Regions from separate parts of the Homo sapiens genome. Here region 2 is linked to region 1. A link is an interaction called in ENCODE POLR2A ChIA-PET data of the cell type or tissue named here. Cell type or tissue: PC-9. All regions are shown on one strand. Links, peaks and the distances in the headings refer to the core of each region. The heading gives the core; the rest is flanking DNA.

Evidence for each region. ChIA-PET counts read pairs that join two places held together with the same protein. Peaks named below come from ENCODE experiments on the same cell type or tissue, not always from the same donor. Only the 100,000 strongest peaks of a DNase experiment are listed, where the experiment ranks them.
Region 2: POLR2A ChIA-PET joins it to region 1 with 5 read pairs; 2 of 35 experiments call an interaction of 5 or more read pairs at or near these places.

What each region holds. Positions count from the first base shown.
Region 1 is chr11:1,860,986-1,866,360 of GRCh38, reverse strand. The region is part of intron 1 of LSP1 (lymphocyte specific protein 1); the gene reads right to left. Among named protein-coding and RNA genes, the nearest start is that of MIR4298, 4.1 kb to the right of the region's middle. In PC-9, for the core only: no CTCF peak of the experiment used is centred there; DNase peaks (open chromatin) are centred at 2,670 and 3,100; H3K4me3 peaks cover 750 bases; H3K27ac peaks cover 811 bases.
Region 2 is chr11:1,708,819-1,714,193 of GRCh38, reverse strand. No RefSeq gene overlaps it. Among named protein-coding and RNA genes, the nearest start is that of KRTAP5-6, 14 kb to the right of the region's middle. In PC-9, for the core only: no CTCF peak of the experiment used is centred there; no DNase peak of the experiment used is centred there.

The DNA.
Region 1 (5,375 bases), core at 142-5,141:
TGGCCTCTCAGAGTCTCAGCACTGAGTGCCTGGCCTGGGTGGGCAGTGGCAAGCCGACCGATGCCAGCCCTGCCTTCCAGTAGCTCGAGGTCCGGCCAGCATGCTCCATGCCATCAAAGGAAGTCAGAGCAGGACAGCCCTCCAGGTTAGGAAGAAGCAAGGCAGCCTTCAAGCAGGAGGTGGTGTTTCAGTTTGGCTTAAAAGCCTGGAAGGGTTGAGGAGGAGAAAGGGCACTACAGGCGGCTCAGAGTGGCTGACGGTGCAGAGGGATATCTCTGAGACTGCCCAGGCTGGGTCTTGAGGAGCCTTGGGCCCTCCAAACTCTGCTCTCCCACCTGACCCCATGAAGGGCCACACCACTACTTTACAGAGGAAGAAACAGGCTGGGAGAGGGCACCACACTGGCCCAACACCTGCAGGTGGACAAGGCCCGGGCACCTTCCCTGGCCCTGAGGAGCCTCCCACTCAGGGTTGGTGGCTGCAGCCAGGGCCGGTAAGCTCAGCCCAAAGTTCAGTTTCATGATCTGTGAAGTGAGGGTGACTGAAGGGTGCCCAGGATCCGAAGGACCCCACGGGAGGCCCCAGAAGCCACCCAGAGGATGGGCCCTTCATTTTGGGGGCTCAGAGTCAAGCAGAATCCCTGGGGCTCGGGGAGAGGTGTGAGCAGGTGACAGTGCAGCCGGCGGTGCAGGTGGGACGGCGTGAGCGGGTGACAGTGCAGTCGGTGGTGCAGGTGGGATGGTGTGAATGGGTGACAGTGCAGCCGGCGGTGCAGGTGGGACGGTGTGAGCGGGTGACAGTGCAGCCGGCGGTGCGGGTGGGACGGTGTGAGCAGGCGACAGCGCAGCCGGCAGTGCAGGTGGGATGGGGAAGGAGAATGCATGGGCAGCTGCCAGGAGCCAGGAGGAAGAGAGGCCTCAAGCAGCCTCCGCACTCACACATGTACACGCAACCAGCCTGGCACCCTCTCGCTGCCCACGCTTGGGGCAGCAGAGCCTACCGAAGCTGGGGGGAGGCCCAGTGGCCCGGTGCATGTGGCAGCCCAGCATGGGCACCCTGCCCTGCCCTCCATGCCCAGCCAGGGCAGGAGGGACCTACCTCAAGAGGTATCCAGGCCCTGTCTGCTAGAGTTCCTCCTCAGAAGCCCGGGACTGCCCAGGCTGCAGCCTCTGCTCAGGCGGCGACCTGGCCTGACCCCAGCCCCGGGGATAGAGCAGCATCTCAAAGGCTCCTGTCCTGCTGGCCCTCCTCTCTGCTGCCCTCCTCCCGCACCCCTGCCCCCCTGTGCCCAGCTCTCCTTGGCTTTCCTGCCTCTCCTGGCCCCTCTCACTCCTGCACTTCCTTGGCGCTCTGCCCTGGCCCTCGGTCTCTCGCTGGCTGTCACCCCTCCCCTGTCCCTTCTCTCTGTCTGGTGTTCTCCTTGTCCCTGTGACCCTCTGCCTGCCTGTCTTGGCCCCTCTGGCCCCTGGCACAGGAGTCTGTGGGCCGGCTCCCTTGGGCAGCCTGGTCCCTCCCTCTGGCACCTGGCACAGGGGTCTGTGGGCAGCCTGGTCCCTCCCTTCGGCTCCTGGCACGAGGGTCTGCAGGCCGGCTCCCTGCAGGCAGCCTGGTCCCTGTGTCCCCATCCCTGTGGGTCTCCCTGACTGTGGGTCTCCCTTTCCCCTCTCCTACTTCAGGACTCTCAGCAGCTGCTTCTCTTTTGTTTCCCCCAGCCCCCTTCTCCTCCCGCCTCCATCTCTTCCACCTCCACCTCCTCCTCCTTCCGAGAAGAGTAAAAATGTCAGAGCGAAAACTCTCCCAGCCCAGCAGCGTGGGGCTCAGCCAGACCTCTGTGGCGCGCTGATGGGCAGCGTGGCTGCCTCCTTCCCTCCCTCCCTCCCTTCCTCTTTCCCTTCCTCCCTCCGCCTCTGCCCTCAGGCCACCTTGGTAGCCGCTGCCCGCTTCTCGGTCTCCCCTAGCCCTCTGTGGTGCCCCTGCCCCAGGCACAGGGGCCTATTCTGCCCATCGCCGCCTCCCACCTCGGAGTGCCTCATGCCCTCTGCCAGGCCCTGCCCGGGCCCTCCTCTGTTCTTCTCCTTCGTCGGCCGTTCTTGTCCAGCCCCTCGTCAACCTGCCACCTCCCTCACCATCATCGCAGGCCTGGACCCTTCGCTGGTTCCTCTTTGTCCCGTCCCCTCCTTCCCCGTCTCGCACTCAGCCCCTCTCTCCTCTCTCCTTTCCCTCTGGTGTCTCTGTCCCTATCTCTGTCTCCCTCCCTCCTTCCCTCCTCCCTCCCTTCCCCTCCCCTCCCTTCCTCTCCCCTCCTCCCCTCTCCCCCGCTCCTGGTTCTCCACTTTCCCTTTGTTCATTCCCGGCCTCTGCTCTTGTTGTCACCTCCAGAGAAGGCTTGGCACCCCAAGAACCCTCTCTGTTCCCCAAATGGGGAGGCTGCTGCCTTTCCTGGTGGGCCCAACCCCCCAGCCAGACTGCAGAGTTGACCCAAGAGGCAGAGACGCCACCAACGCAGCATCTTCGGTTTGGTATTGGCACAGCATGGTCCCAAGAGGTGGCCAGTGGGCACAAAGTGGGCCTGGTGCCCTCGCCAGCCAGGCCCCCCTTGCCCGCGTCCTCTGGCCCTGGCCCAGGGAGGAGCAGCCCAGCCCTCTGTTCCTCTGGTTGGGCTTGGCTGCTGTGACTCACTGGAGAACACTCGGGGCTAGTGGCCGGACGGACGAGGGGTGGGATGGGACGCATGTTCAGGGCTCACCGAGGGTCAGCTCCGCGACGGCAGTCTCACATCCGGCGGTTTGCCCAGCTCGCTGGCACTCAGAACCACCATGTACCCATGTCCAGGATGGAGAAACCAAGGTCCAGCCAGCAGCACTGGCATCCAAGGTCACAGAGTGAGGGCCTGGCACAGCCAGAACCAGAGCCAGATCTGCCGGCCGCTGGCCACCCAATTAGTCCTGGGCCACCATCTGTGCACGGGCACTCATCTGCCCATGCCACCCTCTGTCCCTACATTCAAGGAGAACAGCCACCTCTTGCCTCCCCAGCTATCATGACCCTGGCCAGGCCAGGGAGTTGGGGTTGCGCAGCACCTTGGGAACACTGAGGGAAGCAAGGGTGAGGCTGTGAGCAGACGGGCAAGCGGGTGAATCACCGCGGAGGGCAGCACGCCGGGGGTGGCGGCAACAGTCGGAAAATTCCACATGGGACCATAGACCGGGCTGTGGTGACTCAGGTGGTGGGCTACCCCATGGAGACTGCGGGAGTCAGGAAGTCCGTCCCCACTCCCTACATACACACCAGACTGGGTCCCAGGGCCAGTCCTGGAGAGAGGAGCCCACAGCATCTCCCCTCCCCCGGCACAACCCAGGAGGAAGCAGGGAATGTCCACTAGAGACCATGGTGTTGGCCCCACATCCCCAGCATCCACAAAGCTGCAGAGACCACAGGATTCTGGAGTAAGCAGGAGGGATGGTAGCCAGGGCTGGACCTCAGGTTGGACAAATGTTTAGTGAGCTCACCCAGGGGAGGGGAGGTCACCCAGAGGAGGCAAGATTACCTGGGGGAGGTGAGATCACCCAGGGGAGGTGAGATCACCCAGGGGAGGCGAGATTACCTAGGGGAGGTAAGGTCACCCAGGGGAGGTGAGGTCACCCAGGGGAGGTGAGATCACCCAGGGAAAGCTAAATCACTCAGGGGAGGTGAGATTACCAGGGGTAGGGAAGATCACACAGAGAAACTGAGATCACTCAGGGAGGACAGATCACCCAGGTAAGGTGAGATTACCTGGGGTGGGGGGCAGTGAGCATGTGCTTCATTTGCACCTCAACCTGCCTATTTCCTCCTTGCCTCCTGTTTTAACTTCTGGAGGAGTCCCAGCCACAGACAGCCAGGAATGAAATGTGGCCAAGGCATATTTTAGTTCAAAAGAAGGAAGAATATTCCCACAGGGAAAAGAGCTACCTTGGAATGGCAGGACTTCCCTGTCACTAGAGAATGATCATCTGTCAGAAATGCTGATGGATGGGAAGTGACAAGAACAGATATTTACATGTAGCGGCCAAGATTCATGGTTTTACAACTAGAGCATGTCCTGTGAGGGACAATATGGGAGAGTATTTGATGTCAACTCCACTGTTATGTGTGCGCTCATCCATTCACCCACTCATCCATCCATCTACTCATCCATCCATCTCTCTGTCCATCTCTCCATTCATCCATCAGTTCATCCATCCATTTTACCCATCCACCCACCCATCTATTCATCCATCCATTTATCCACTCATCCATGCATCCGTCCATCCACCCATCCACTCATCCATCCATTCATCCATCCATTCATCCATCCATCCATCCACTCATCCATCCATCCACCCATCCATTCACCCATCCATCTATTCATCCATCCATCTATCCATCCACCCATCCATCCACTCATCAATCCATCCATCCATCCATCCATCCATCCGTTCACCCATCCATCTATTCATCCATCTATCCATCCACCCATCCATCCATCCACTCATCAATCCATCCATCCATCCATCCATTCACCCATCCATCTATTCATCCATCCATCTATCCATCCACCCATCCATCCATCCACCCATCCACTCATCCACTCATCCACCAATCCATCCATCCATCCATCCATCCATCCATCCATCCATCCATCCACCCACCCATCCACCCATCCACCCATCTATCCATCCATCCATCCATTCACTTATCCATCTATTCACCTATCCATCCATCCATTTACCCATCCATTCATCCATCCATCCAACCATTCATCTATTTATCTATCCATTATCCATCTATCCATCCATTCATCCATGCATCTATCCATCCACCCATCCATCCATCCACCCATCTATCCATCCATCCATTCATTCATCCATCTGTCTATCCATCTGTCTCTCCATCCTTCCATATATTTATTCAATAAATCTGTACTGAATTCAGACACTTTGAAGGTGCTGGGGATTCAGCATTAACAAAGTCCCTGCTCTTATGATGATCATGTTTCAAGTGTGGGAACAAACACATAAATAAATAAAGGTCAGATGATGGAAAATATGACAGAAAATATAAATCAGGGTAAAGGCATATGGAGTTCTGGAGGGGATTGATATTTTACGTATGATAGCCTCATGGAAATAAGTAATTCTTTCCTTGGGTCTTTATATATGAAAGCCTCATGGAAAGAAGTAATTCTTTTCTTATTTGAAAAGAGATGAGAGAAATGGGAGGAAGTGTTCCTGGAAGAGAGTGCAAAATTCCTGATTTAGTAGTGTCTACTCACACATCCGTCTTTCTAATAGTTTACTCAGCACGGATTCAATTGTCTATTGATTCATTATCTATCTATCTTTCTACTCATCTCT
Region 2 (5,375 bases), core at 206-5,205, 150 kb after region 1:
TGTCACCTCCACTCAAATCCCCGGTGCCATTTTGTGGTCAAACGTTCTTTCCCCACTCCCAGGCCCTGGCAACCAGTGATCTTTTTCTTGTTTCTGTAATATTGCTTTTTCCAGAATGCCGTACGTTCTGGGATCATACAACAGGGAATCTTCCAAGCCTGGCTTCTTTCACGTAGGCTGATGCCTTGAGATTCGTTCGTGTTGTGTGCCTCTATGGTTTGCCCCTTGCTTTGCGAGGTAGGACTCCCAATTACAGATGTGCCACAGTTTATCCACTTTTATCCACACTTTATCCCAAGTTGAGGGGCAGTTTGGGCTTTCTCTGGCTTTTGGCAATTACAAACAAACATTCCTATGCAGGTTTTTGTGTGAACACAGATTTTTATTTCACTTGGATAAATGTCTTTGAGTAGGATTGCTGAGTCTTATGCTAAGTGTACGCTTAATTTTATAAGAAACTGCCACGCCGATTTCCCCAGGGGCCATACCATTTTCTCTCCCACCAGTGGTGTACAGAGTTCCATTTCTGCCACCCCTGCCAGCACTCGACATGGAAACTGTTGCCATTCCAAGGAGTATATAGTGTTACTTCGTGGGTTTTAATTTACATTTTCCTAATTACTAATTATGCGGAGCACATTTTCATGCACTTATTTGCTATATATATATATATATATATATATATATATATATGAAGTGTCTGTTTAAATCTTTTGCCCTTTCTTTTTTTTTTTCAGATGGAATCTTGCTCTGTTGCCCAGGCTGGACTGCAATGGCATGATCTCAGCTCACTGCAACCTCCGCCTCCCAGGTTCAAGCAATTCTCTTGCCGCAGCCTCCTGAATAGCTGGGATTACAGGCGTGTGCCACCACGCCCAGCTAATTTTTGTATTTTTTTTTTTTTTTTTTAGCAGAGATGGGGTTTCACCGTGTTGGTCAGGCTGGTCTCAAACTCCTGACCTCAAGTGATCCACCTGCCTCAGCCTTCCAAAGTACTGGGACTGCAGGTGTGGGCCATGCTCCCGGCCCCTTTTGCCCATTTTTAATGTAAATCAGTGTAACCTCTATGGAAAACAGTGTGGAGATTCCTTACAGAGCTAAAAGTAGACCTACCATTCGATCCAGCAATCCCACTCCTGGGTATCTACCCAAAGGAAAAGAAGTCATTCTATGAAAAAGACCCTTGCACGGGTATGTTTATTCCAGCACAGTTCACAATTGCAAAGATCTGGAACCAACCTAAGTGCCCATCGACTAACGAGTGGCTAAAGAAAATGCGGCACAGATACACCATGGAATACTGCTCAGCCATAAAAACGGAGCAAAATAATGCCTTTTGCATCAACTTAGATGGAGCTGGAGGCCATTATTCTAAGTGAAGTAACACAGGAGTGGAAAATAAAAAACCGTATGTTCTCACTTTTAAGTGAGAGCTAAGCTGTGAGTATACAGAGGCATACAGAGTGATGTAACGGACTTCAGAGACTCAGAAGAGGGGCGGCGAGAGGGGGCTGGAGATTTTTAAAATGACACTTTTAGGTACGATGTACACTACTCAGGTGACACGTGCACCAAAATCTCAGAATTCACCACCATAGAATTCATCGATGTAACAAAAAAATCACTTGTACCCCAAAAGCTATTGAAATAAAAATTAATAAAATAAATAACAAAATAAATAATAAATATTTTGCCCATTTTCCATACTTAGTTGTTTTCTTCTTATTGGTTTTTTTTTTTTTTTTTTTTTTTTTTTTTTGAGACAGGGTCTTGCTCTGTCGCCCAGGCTGGAGTGTGGTGGTGCGATCTTGGCTCACTGCAACCTCCGCCTCCCAGGTTCAAGTGATTCACCCACCTCAGCCTCTCAAGTAGCTGGGAATATAGGCGTGCACCACCGCACCCAGCTAATTTTTGTATTTTTTGGTACAGATAGGTTTTCACCATGTTGGCCAGGCTGGTCTCAAACTCCTGACCTCAAGTGATCCACCCGCCTAGACCTCCCCAAATGCTAGGATTACAGGCATGAGCCACTTGCCCAGTCATGATTTTTAAGAAGTCTTTTTTTAGCTTTATTTTTTTAAAACAAAATGAGTCGGGGTCTTGCTATGTTGCCCAGGCTGGTCTCGAACACCTGGGTTCAATTGCTCTTCCTGCCTCAGCCTCTCAAACTGCTGGGATTACAGGCGTGAGCCATTTTGCCCAGCCAGACTTCAAGAATTCCTTAAAGACTGATACATGTCTTTTATCAGATAATATGTTTTCAAATGTTTTCTCTCCATCTGTGGCTTGCATTTTCACTCTCCTAACAGTGCCTCTCCAAACACAGAATTTCTTAATTGTGATGAAGTTCAACTCATCACTTTTTGTATTTTATGAAGTGTGCTTTTGGCCTCATGTCTAAGACATGTTTGCCCAATACGAGGCCACAAAGACTTTCTCCTAAATTTGAATGTAAACCTATGATTTGTTTGGAGGTAGTGTTCTGTGGCATGATGTGTACCTTGAAGTTCACTTTTTGCACACAGATACGCAGTTATTCCAGCAGCGTTTGTTACAGAGACCAGGAGTTGTCCATTTATGTGCGGCTCTGTTTCCAAACTCTCTATCCTGTTTCACTGGTTTATTTATTTATCTCATGGTTCCTCAATCTTGACATTATCAGCATTTGGGGCCAGACCATTCTTTGGTGTGGAGCCGTCCTGTGCATCATAAAGTATTCAGCGGCATCCCTGGCCGCTGCCCATCCAATGCCAGCAGCACCCTCCCCACAAGTTTAACAAACAAAATATCTTGAGATATGGCTGCCTCAGTCAACAAGGGGCTGACAGAACAGAGTGCCACAGATTGCGTGACCTAAACAATAGAAATTCAATTTCTCGCAGTTCTAGCGGTCAGAAGTCCAAGATCCCAAAGTGCTGGGCTTACAGGCGTGAGCCGTGGCGCCTGGACAAATTTTTGTATTTTTGGTAGAGGCGAGATTTCACTGTGTTGGCCAGGCTGGTCTTGAACTCCTGGCCTCAAGCAGTCTGCCCACCTCAGTCTCCCACAGTGTTGGGATCACAGGCGTAAGCCACCGTGCCCAGGCAGGTTTACATTTTTTAAAATCAAGTAGGGTAGACTTTTCCTTTTTCAGATGTGACTTTTTTTTTTCATTTCTGTGCATATTTTAGAATGAGTTGGGAATGTTCTTTCCTCTTCAATTTCCTGCAAACATGAGTGTGGATTTGGTGTTAAGTCTTCTTTGCATGTTTGGTAGAATTTGCCTGTAAAGCTGCCTGGGCCAGGAGGTTTCTTTGTGGGAAGTTTTGTTTTTGCTTTTGTTTTTGTTTTTTAAAGCCAAATTTTACGTATTAAATAAATACAGGGCTACTCTGGTTATCTTTTTCTTCTTGAGTAAGCTTTGAAAGTTTGTGCCTTTCATAAATTTTGTCCATTTAATCTAAGCTGTTAAATGCATCAACATTAAATTGCTCATATTATTCCTTCTCAATTCTTTTAACACTTAGTAGAACCTACGATGATTATGCTGTTGTCATTCCTGATGTTAGTAATTTGTGTCTTTTCTCTCCCTTTTTCCCCTTGATGAGTCTAGCTAAGAATTTATCAGTTTTATTGATCTCAAAGAATGAGATTTGGCGTCACTGATTTTCTCTATTTTTGTTCTGTGTTTCATTGATTGTTCACTCTGATCCTTTAAATGTACTTTTTTTCTTTTTTTTTAATTATTTGCTCCTTTCTCTCATTACTTAAGGTGAAAACTGAGGTCATGAATTGGAAAACTTATTTTTGTTGCTGTTCTTTTCTTTTTTTTTTTTTCCAGATGCGGTCTTGCTCTGTGACCCAGGCTGTAGTACAGTGGCACAATCACGGCTCACTATAGCCTCAACAACCTAGGCTCCAGTGACCCTCCCACCTTCAGCCTCCTGAGTAGCTGGGACTACAGGCATGCACCACTGCACCCAGCTAATATTTTTGATTTTTAGTACAGACAAGGGCTCACTATATTTCCCAGACTGGTCTCGAACTCCTGAGCTCAAGCAATCCTCTCTCCTCAGCCTCCCAAATGCTGGAATTATAGGCATGAGCTACCATGTCCAACCTGGAAAACTTCTTTTCTAACATGGACATTTAATGCTATAAATTTGTGAAAACACAAATTTAGATGTAGCTTTGATTTTCTTTTAGTTTGAAATAATTTTGGGTTTCTCTTTTAATTATTCTTTGGCCCGTGGATTACTTAGCAGTATGCTATTTAGTTTCCAAATATGTGGGATTGAATTCCATAGGGTCAGATAATATACTCTGTGGGACTTGGACCTCTTAAAATCTGTTGAGACTTTTTTTCTGGCCCAGAATATGGTCTATGTTGGTAAATGTTCCCTGTGCACTTGAAGAGAGTGTGTATTCTGCTGTTATTGGGTGGAGTGACCTCTAAACGCTGACTACATCCTGCTGGTTTAAAGCGTTGTTCAAGCCTTCTGTGTTCTTTTTTTTTTTTTTTTTTTTTTTTGAGACGGAGTCTCGCTCTGTCGCCCAGGCTGGAACTCAGTGGCGCGATCTCGGCTCACTGCAAGCTCTGCCTCCCGGGTTCACACCATTCTCCTGCCTCAGCCTCCCGAGTAGCTGGGACTACAGGCGCCCGCCACCACGCTCGGCTAATTTTTTGTATTTTTAGTGGAGACGGGGTTTCACCGTGTTAGCCAGGATGGTCTCGATCTCCTGACCTCATGATCTGCCTGCCTCGGCCTCCCAATGTGCTGGGATTACAGGCACCCGCCACCACGCCTGGCTAATTTTTTGTATTTTTAGTAGAGACGGGGTTTCACCGTGTTAGCCAGGATGGTCTCGATCTCCTGACCTCGTGATCCGCCCGCCTCGGCCTCCCAATGTGCTGGGATTACAGGAGTGAGCCACCGCACCCGGCCCTGTGTTCTTATTTAGTTTCCATCTGCTTTTTCTAGCAATTATGGAGGGAAGATTCTTAGTAGAAGGTTATTTATTCTCCACTGTTGAGACCCTTCTCAATATTCCACCCACATGCTCCATGAATTGTGGAATTTTCCAGCCTTTCTGCTGGGGTCAGTCACTGTCCCCAGCCCTGTGTGCGCGCCTGGCACAGTTCCCTTTGGTCCTCTCTGCTGGTTCTTTCCCTGGCTTCAAGTAGTTCTCTCCCACGCATGTGCCATTCAGTGCCCTGCTGAGGACTGAAGAGGGGACCCTCCGCATGTCTCCCAGCTCCCTGTGCAGCGCTCCACTCTCCGATGCTCTGCCCTGTGACCTCGGGCTGCCTTGGTCTTCACAAATGCTCAACTCAAGGAATACACTGAGCTTCCCCGGGGTCTCCTCTCCCTGCGCCATGACCTGGAAACACTCTG